Regions from separate parts of the Homo sapiens genome. Here region 1 is linked to region 2. Evidence: chromatin contacts called from ENCODE Hi-C or POLR2A ChIA-PET data. All regions are on one chromosome and are shown on one strand. Each heading gives the region's core, a stretch centred on a gene start or an enhancer-like site at or near the end of the contact. The rest is flanking DNA. Distances are from core to core; before and after follow the strand shown. Region 1 overlaps TMEM154 (transmembrane protein 154). Region 2 has its middle 59 kb from the start of FBXW7-AS1.

What was found. Hi-C counts contacts between places; a loop is a spot of excess contacts on that map. ChIA-PET counts read pairs that join two places held with the same protein, here RNA polymerase II (POLR2A). Pooled maps may share reads with other maps.
Region 1: a loop to region 2 is called in a pooled map, with 2.2 times the contacts of the local background. The contact joins two enhancer-like sites. A Hi-C loop is called at or near these places in 1 of 168 maps with a recorded cell type or tissue (breast epithelium) and 1 of 50 pooled maps. POLR2A ChIA-PET finds 5 or more read pairs at or near these places in 1 of 52 experiments (OCI-LY7).

The regions. Positions count from the first base shown.
Region 1 is chr4:152,641,925-152,645,743 of GRCh38, forward strand. It overlaps TMEM154 (transmembrane protein 154), which reads right to left. Exons shown (of 7, transcript NM_152680.3): 4 at 2,491-2,518; 5 at 1,164-1,249. Among named protein-coding and RNA genes, the nearest start is that of TMEM154, 36 kb to the right of the region's middle. RefSeq lists enhancers at 1,290-1,359, 2,505-2,564. Within about 2 kb of position 1,552, at least 6 of the 41 ENCODE cell types and tissues checked have a DNase peak (open chromatin) inside an H3K27ac peak, as active enhancers do.
Region 2 is chr4:152,276,616-152,279,894 of GRCh38, forward strand. No RefSeq gene overlaps it. Among named protein-coding and RNA genes, the nearest start is that of FBXW7-AS1, 59 kb to the right of the region's middle. Within about 2 kb of position 2,001, at least 2 of the 41 ENCODE cell types and tissues checked have a DNase peak (open chromatin) inside an H3K27ac peak, as active enhancers do.

The DNA of each region.
Region 1 (3,819 bases), core at 302-2,801, 360 kb after region 2:
TTTTTTTTTTTTTGTTGAGATGGAGTCTCGCTCTGTCACCCAGGCTGGAGTGCAGTGGCACAATCTCGGCTCACTGCAACCTCCGCCTCCTGGGTTCAAGCTATTCTCCTGCCTCAGCCTCCCTAGTAGCTGGGAGTACAGACATGTGCCACACCCAGCTAATTTTGTATTTTCAGTAGAGATGGTGTTTCACCATGTTGGCCAGGCTGGTTTCGAACTCCTGACCTCAGGTTATCCACCCGCCTCGGCCTCCAAAAGTGCTGGGATTATAGGCGTGAGCCACCGTGCCTGGCCTGGTAGTAATAGTTCTTATAACCAGTCTCTGAATTTTCTAACTCTACTGTAGAGTGTTGAATTTGACAGACCCTAGGGTATTTTTTTAAGATAAATGGTAAAAAATACAAATGACATGATAATGCTGGGTTTTATTCATTTAATCTAAGTAGTAAAAATAATTAATTTTTAAAGGGAATTTGAAAAAGAAAAAGCAGCTGTCATCATTTTAAAGTCCCATTATTGATTTACTAAAAAGTAAGGAACATATACTTCCATTACTGCCAGATATCAATTGGAAATTGTTATATGGGGTATGTATATCACCATCTACATGAGCAATGTCCAATAGAGCATTCTAAAGTGATAGAAATATTCTACATTACACTGTCCACTTAGTAGCCATTGGCTACTAAACACTCAATATTTTTTAATTTTAATTTTAATTAATTTAAATTTAAATAGCCACATTTGGTGATTATCTATTACGTTGAACAGCACAGATCTATGGATACTACATTTGATAAAGTTTTATATCCATAGTCAGTTTAAAATTGTAGATCTTTAAATTCTGTAATGTATAAGGTAATGCCAGATGCTAACTTTTTCCAGATCATTTGGCCTCAGAGATTTCCTTTCTTGAATAAAATACCATTTTCTGCTTCAAAAAGACCATTTCAACAACTTGTACAGAAATAAAAACAAGTGGCAACAATTAAGCTGAATATTTAAGTATTGTCAGACCAGGTTTATTATCTGCATGTACCAGATCTAATGTGGGATTGGGTTCTTCTGTCTCACTCCAGGATTTATTGAGATATTTATAAAGCTGTTGCAGCCTTCTGTTACTAGAGAGGAAAGAAAAAAAACAACTTTAGGTTACCACATACCATTTCTATTCATGCTGTTCATCCATTTATCAAGCTCTTCCATTTCAATTTCCATAACAGAGGGTGTATCTTCCTCAAAAATAGGGCTAGAAATAGAGAGCAAAAGACTTGTTAGAAAGAAATGTGAAAGATGCCTAATTTCATTTGGAAAGAGACTAGAATGCTGATCCTGAGGAAGATGAACTTGATTCAGTGCCTTATGCTCTAGGGAAGCCTGGGGGCTTGCCCTATTCCAAACTACCAAACTTTAATAGGAAGAAAGGCTACCACACAAACAAACATACATTTATCACAGGTCCAAAAGTGGGGTGCCCACAGGCCCAACAAGTGGACAAAAAAGGGAACCCAGGAGGCTGACTGCTCCCCTGAAGGTGCAAAGTCAAGTCTGCAAGGCTCCCAGGGTGAGGCCCTTCCGGGGAGTTGCCATATGAAGCATTTTAGCCTTGCTTAATTTCACTTCCTGTTCCTTGGGGTTTTTTGATCAGTGCCCCAGGTCAAGAGGCCACTGTCAACAGGCTACAGTTATCACCTGTCCCTTCAATTCCCAGGCCTTTCTCTCTTGGAGAAATGGAGCAGTTGCTTTCAGAAATTCACCGCCCTCACTTGCAGAAGCTCAAAGTGCACAGTCAGGGGACAGAGTCCGTGGTTAGTGGAGATGGGGTTGGGGAAGGATGGACCACCAGCTCTGAAAGCAGCGTAGGCGGTACACTGCGTAGAGGAAGCGATAAAGTTTCTAAACCAGGAGGCTGCTTGGAAGATGGGGAGGATATGGCATCACCCCAGAACATGCTTCTGAGTGGAGGCTTGTTTTTCTCTCTCCCACCCCTCCTTCCCTCCCTCCTCTCCCTTCCTCCTGCTCCTCCCACTCTTCCCTTCTCCTCCTCTCTCTCTCCCATCCCTGGGGGTTCTTGCTGTGTGAACTTCTGCTTCGACCAGGGCTCCCTGCTAAATACCAGCTCAAGTATCTTTCCTGGTGATAAAATTTCTAATCAGAGTAAATGAACCAATGTCCTTGAAATACAGCTAGGGATAGAATATTTAACTGCTATGCACTTGAAATTGGTAGCAGTCAGGATTCTTTTCTGAATGTAGGACAATGAAATAAAACAGATGCCAAGCTGTCTTTGCCCAGATCACACTCACACGCTGGATAGGGTTTGGGGATGCCAGCACATCCTCCCTCAGGCTGCCAAGGATCTCCAACCCCGCCTGGGAAGCAGGAGAGTCCCGCAAGATGTCAGAACAAAAACACCTGAAAAGGCAGCTGTCCACCTTAACAGTTGCTGTTCACACCCCAGGTGGATCAGAAGCAGCAGGGAAAACTTACACTTTCACGTTTTCACTTCCCAGTTCATCTAAAAGGAAATGAACATAAAGGTCATGTTAGCTTTGTTCTTCTGTAACAACTTTTAATTTCAACAACAGCTGAAGTCTCCTTTACAAAGAGAGCAAAATGACATTAAGTAACATTTTTAAAGGAGCGATCATTAACTTAGAGTCAAAGAAGTGTGGATTGCCATATTAAAACGAGGTCCTAATCCGTGTGAAATCTGCTTTCTTTTAGATGTGGATGGTCTGCTGAGAACGCTCACTTCAGACCAGATGTTCATCCGTCTTTATTTTTTACATCCACAAGAAGAGGAAAACATTGGTAAGGAAAGGCAAGGGAGGGTGAAACAAGAGGGCTTGCTCCTTGGCCTCCTTCAGTAAAATGTCCCAGATCTAAAGGCTGCTGCTTCATCTCCTGTGATACACCATGCTGAACACTGTGACACTGTGCCTCACTCCTGGTGGAGGATGTGGGATCTTCCATCAAGGGCTCCCCTTGGAATTTTCCTTTTACCCCTGCTCTTGGCATGGCTGGATCCCTCACAACTTCAGGGTCCCAGCTTAAATACTCTTTCCTCGGGGAGGCCTTCCCCACCTACTCTATTTAAAGAAGGGCCCATCTTTCCTGTTGCTCCCCAGCTCAGCACCTTGCTTGCATCTTTCATAATATTGGCCACAATTTCTCATTGGTCAACCCGTCTGTTTGATTTTTTTTTTTCTGTCTGTCTCTCTCACTAGACAAAGTACAAAGGGGCAGGGATCGTGTCTGTCTTATTTATCGTGGTATCCCCTCAGCTCTGAGCCAGCTACCACAGTACCTTGTAAATGCCTAGTCAATATCAGTGGAATAAATGATTAGGTGTTAACCTCAATTGTCCAGCACTGGGGTTCAATTCATGTCCAATATTTCAGACTTAGCATAGTGAAACTTCCAACAAGCCTGTTTTTAGTTCCTGTTGGTTGAGGTGAGAGTCAGGTAACTGTTTACAAAATGGCTGTAATGCACATCAGACTCCAAATGAACAAGTGGTGAGAATTGGAGCCTGATGTCCCAGCTGAAGCCCTGTTTCATTTGGCAGGAGAACCAACACATCCAGAGAAATGAGGCAATGATGTTGAGTGGATAGCATAGGCCTGCTGCACCATTCATCATGTGAAACCTATTGAAAAGCAAACCACTTTGTAGGGGCCCACCAAATAGTCAGAGGTTTCTGATCCTTGGCACTTAAAGGCCTCCTATTGTCTGTCCTGGAGAAATGGAGGTCCTCAGTGAAGGAACACAACCAGCAGACACCTGGAACTGAGTTCCTGGCAGCAGTGAGCTGCT
Region 2 (3,279 bases), core at 751-3,250:
TTAACCAATTTCCTAATCATATTTCCCCTCCCTAGGCATATTGGTGCAAGGCTGAGTTTTGCAGAGAGATTTCTGGACTTTTCTGCTGAATACATTTGGATAAGGTCATGGCCGTTAGAACTGGCTGTCTATCATCTCTCGTGGGGCCTTGGTTCTTTGTCATGGGGAAACTCATAGACCATCTAACTCAGAGAGCCCATCCAGAAATTGCATTTCTCTGGGAAGTCAGGGACCCAGCCTCTGGGCTGCTGAAAGTACTCAGCCCAGGGCAGGCCTAAGGGAGAGCAGGTGTGGGCAGGTTGCATGAGGATAATATGGAATGAGGAGAAATGTGTTTTGGAGCTTGTGGGTGAGGAGAAAATGGTGCTTTTGTCTCAGAGGCACTGAGACACCTGGGAGTGGGGCTGGGGTGCGGGTGGTGGGGTGAGGTAACTGCAGTAGAAAAGAGAGATTGGCGTGGGCATCCCTACGGATGCAGGAGACCCAGGAAAAATTCAAGGCATCATATTGACAAGGAAAGCCAAAAGAAATAAAGACCATTACTGGCTGCATTATTAAGCACACACCCAAATAGTGCTCACAGTGCAGATACCGAGACAGGCAGATTCTAGGATTCATATGTCAAGCCCATTCACTTCCTACAGAAGAAAAATAAAAGACAACCTGGTTGGGGGGGAAATCCTCATAGAGAGGTGGCCCCACAGCAGGCAGCTGCCGGTGGTCTGGATCACACTTTGTCTCCCAGCATAACAGTTGAGCTATCTGGGGAAAATTCCTTAGCCCCTCTAAGCCTCAGTTCCCACAGCTAGCAAATGGGGGTAATGGTCATAACCCTTCCTCTCAGAGTGTGAAGATGGAAAGAGAGTCTGCATTTCAGCACTTAGCACAGTGCCCAGCACACGCAACAAGAGGTAGCTGTCATCAACATTAAGCTGTTATTCACGCCCTCAGGAGGACTCTGGACCCAGCCAGGGCCAAGGTAGAGAACCTCAAGGGGGAATCCTCTTCCCTATCAGTGGCTCAGCAAAGACCACTCTGAGGAACCCATCACGTTTTGGGGATAGGGCGAGTTGTTTGGTCTAAACAGCTTGGGAAGAAGAGACCCAGGAAAGGAGCGCCATCCTGAAATCTTTGATGAGCTCTCAGAGAGAAGAGGGGGTTTCAGGCTTTCCTACCCCAGAGGACAGATTTGAGTCCATTGGCAAGGGTGGAGCTCAGAGGCGGCCCAAGGAAGTCCTTCCTCCTAATGAGAGTTGGTGAAGAACAGAAGTTGCTGTCTGGAAAGGCTCTGAGTTCCCTTCTCAAAGGCCCTTTACCATAATTATAATGTGTGTGTCACAAACAACCCTCAGGAGAACAGAGCTAGAGAACCTTTGCCTCAGGAAATGTTCAAGCTGAAGCTGGATGATCAAATGCTGGTGAGGGGCGCCTGGCACTGTGCAAAGCTGAGACCAGGCAGCCCACTCGTGGGTTAGGACTATCTACAGCTCCGTTGCATTGAGCACAGTCTACATGCCAGGAAGGCCCAAGGCTAAGTACTTCACACACACTAGCTGGCTTCAACCCTACAACACCAACATGAGGCAAGCACTACTGGTAGCTCTGTTTTACAGAAGAGGAAACTGAGGCCCTTGGATGGTAAGTCAGTTGCCAAAGCTTCACAGTTAGATCACACAGCCAAGATCCAAATCCAGGCACAGCTGGCCATAGAGCCTGTGAGCTAACTGCTGCACTGCACAGCTCTAGCCAGGACAGTTTGTCCTTGCCCTACCTACATGCTGCCTGTGGCCAGGACCTCTGGTGACAGGGGAGATGGAACCATGTGAGCCTGGAAAGCAGGCTGACAGGAAGTAGATGGCACTGTCCTTCTGGCCTAGGGTAGGGCCAAGAGACCACAGCTCTCCACATCACTAAGAAAGATAGGACCTTGCCTGGGGCTGGGAGAGTTCCGGGAAGTTTCTGTAGCAGCGCTGGCTGGTCTGTTGCTTTGCATGCTTATTGCTTTTGTATGGAGTAGGTATCTGATCTCCCCAACACCTGCCAGCTCCGCCTCTGCGTTCTTTCCCTTCCTTGTACACCCAGCCCCTGCCTCCCACCCTGGCATCTCCCTCCCTTCCCCCGCCATGCAGAGATCTGAGTCACTGACAGCAAGTGGGTGAGAAGAAACAGAGAAGGCAGAATCAAGAAATGAAAACCCTAAGGGCAGCAACAATTAATATTTAACTTGAAAATTGCCTGGGAACAGAAAGCTCAGGCTATTCATGTGCAAATCATATGCAAACACTCTCCACATCGGGCCCTTGTAATTATTCTGCAAACCTGCCTGGCCAGCTCTAAGGGCAGCTTGGGAAACCCCAACACCCCAATCCTGCTGCAGGCTGCAAACCTCCCCATGACAGGGCTTGGGAGGGTCTCCAGGTGACACCACTCGGGTGACACCAGCTTGTCCCAGAATTCCTCAGGCCAAAGCTCTTTCCAATTCTTGAGGAAATGTTTCTCCTGCCAGGGAAAGTTCCCAGCCCCGCATCTGGGCTCCCCTTGCCACTCCCCAAAAATGCCTTCCTGACGGTCACCCATGGCCTCCTGATGACTAAATCCCAGTGTCTCCACTCATCCTCCACTTCCAGGCAAAAGCCAGAGCAGCTGATGCCTGAGGCTTCTTCTGTGCTGCCCACCCAGGGCCTCCTCCCTTCCGTCTGACTGCCCTTCCCTGGCCCTGTCAGTGCCACCTTAGCTCCAGCGTGGGGGTGAGCCTGAGAAGGCCTCTTCTCCCCCACATCCGATACGCCCTGGGCAGGAGGGTGGGTCTCTTCGGAGGGTATGGGCGGGCCCTGCACTGGCTTCTGATTATCCTGCATATGGCGGGAAAACAGTTCAGTCCCCCTTCCCCTCCCCAGGTCACCTAAGGCCAGCCCAAATCTGGCGTCACTAGAAGTTCACTTGCAGGGTTAGGTGACCTGGAGCTCTCAGGCCTGAGAGCACAGGCTGAGGACAGGTGCTTTTCTTCACAGCTGGGAGCTCCCTGAGGACACAGCCCCCCAGGCCCATGCTCACCACTGCACCCAGACCTTGAGAGTGTCCCCTGGGGCATCGCCTCCAACTGCAGCCAAGCTGGGGAAGGACACACAGGACCAGGGGAGCAGCCCCAGCCCTAGGCTCAGCCCCTGCCAGAACAGTCTTTAGCATGGGTACTTGTCTCCATCTCAGCCCGCATCCCTCACTCAGACGTGTCAGCTTTTACTGGATCTGATTTATTTCATATCCACATATGTTGAAGAA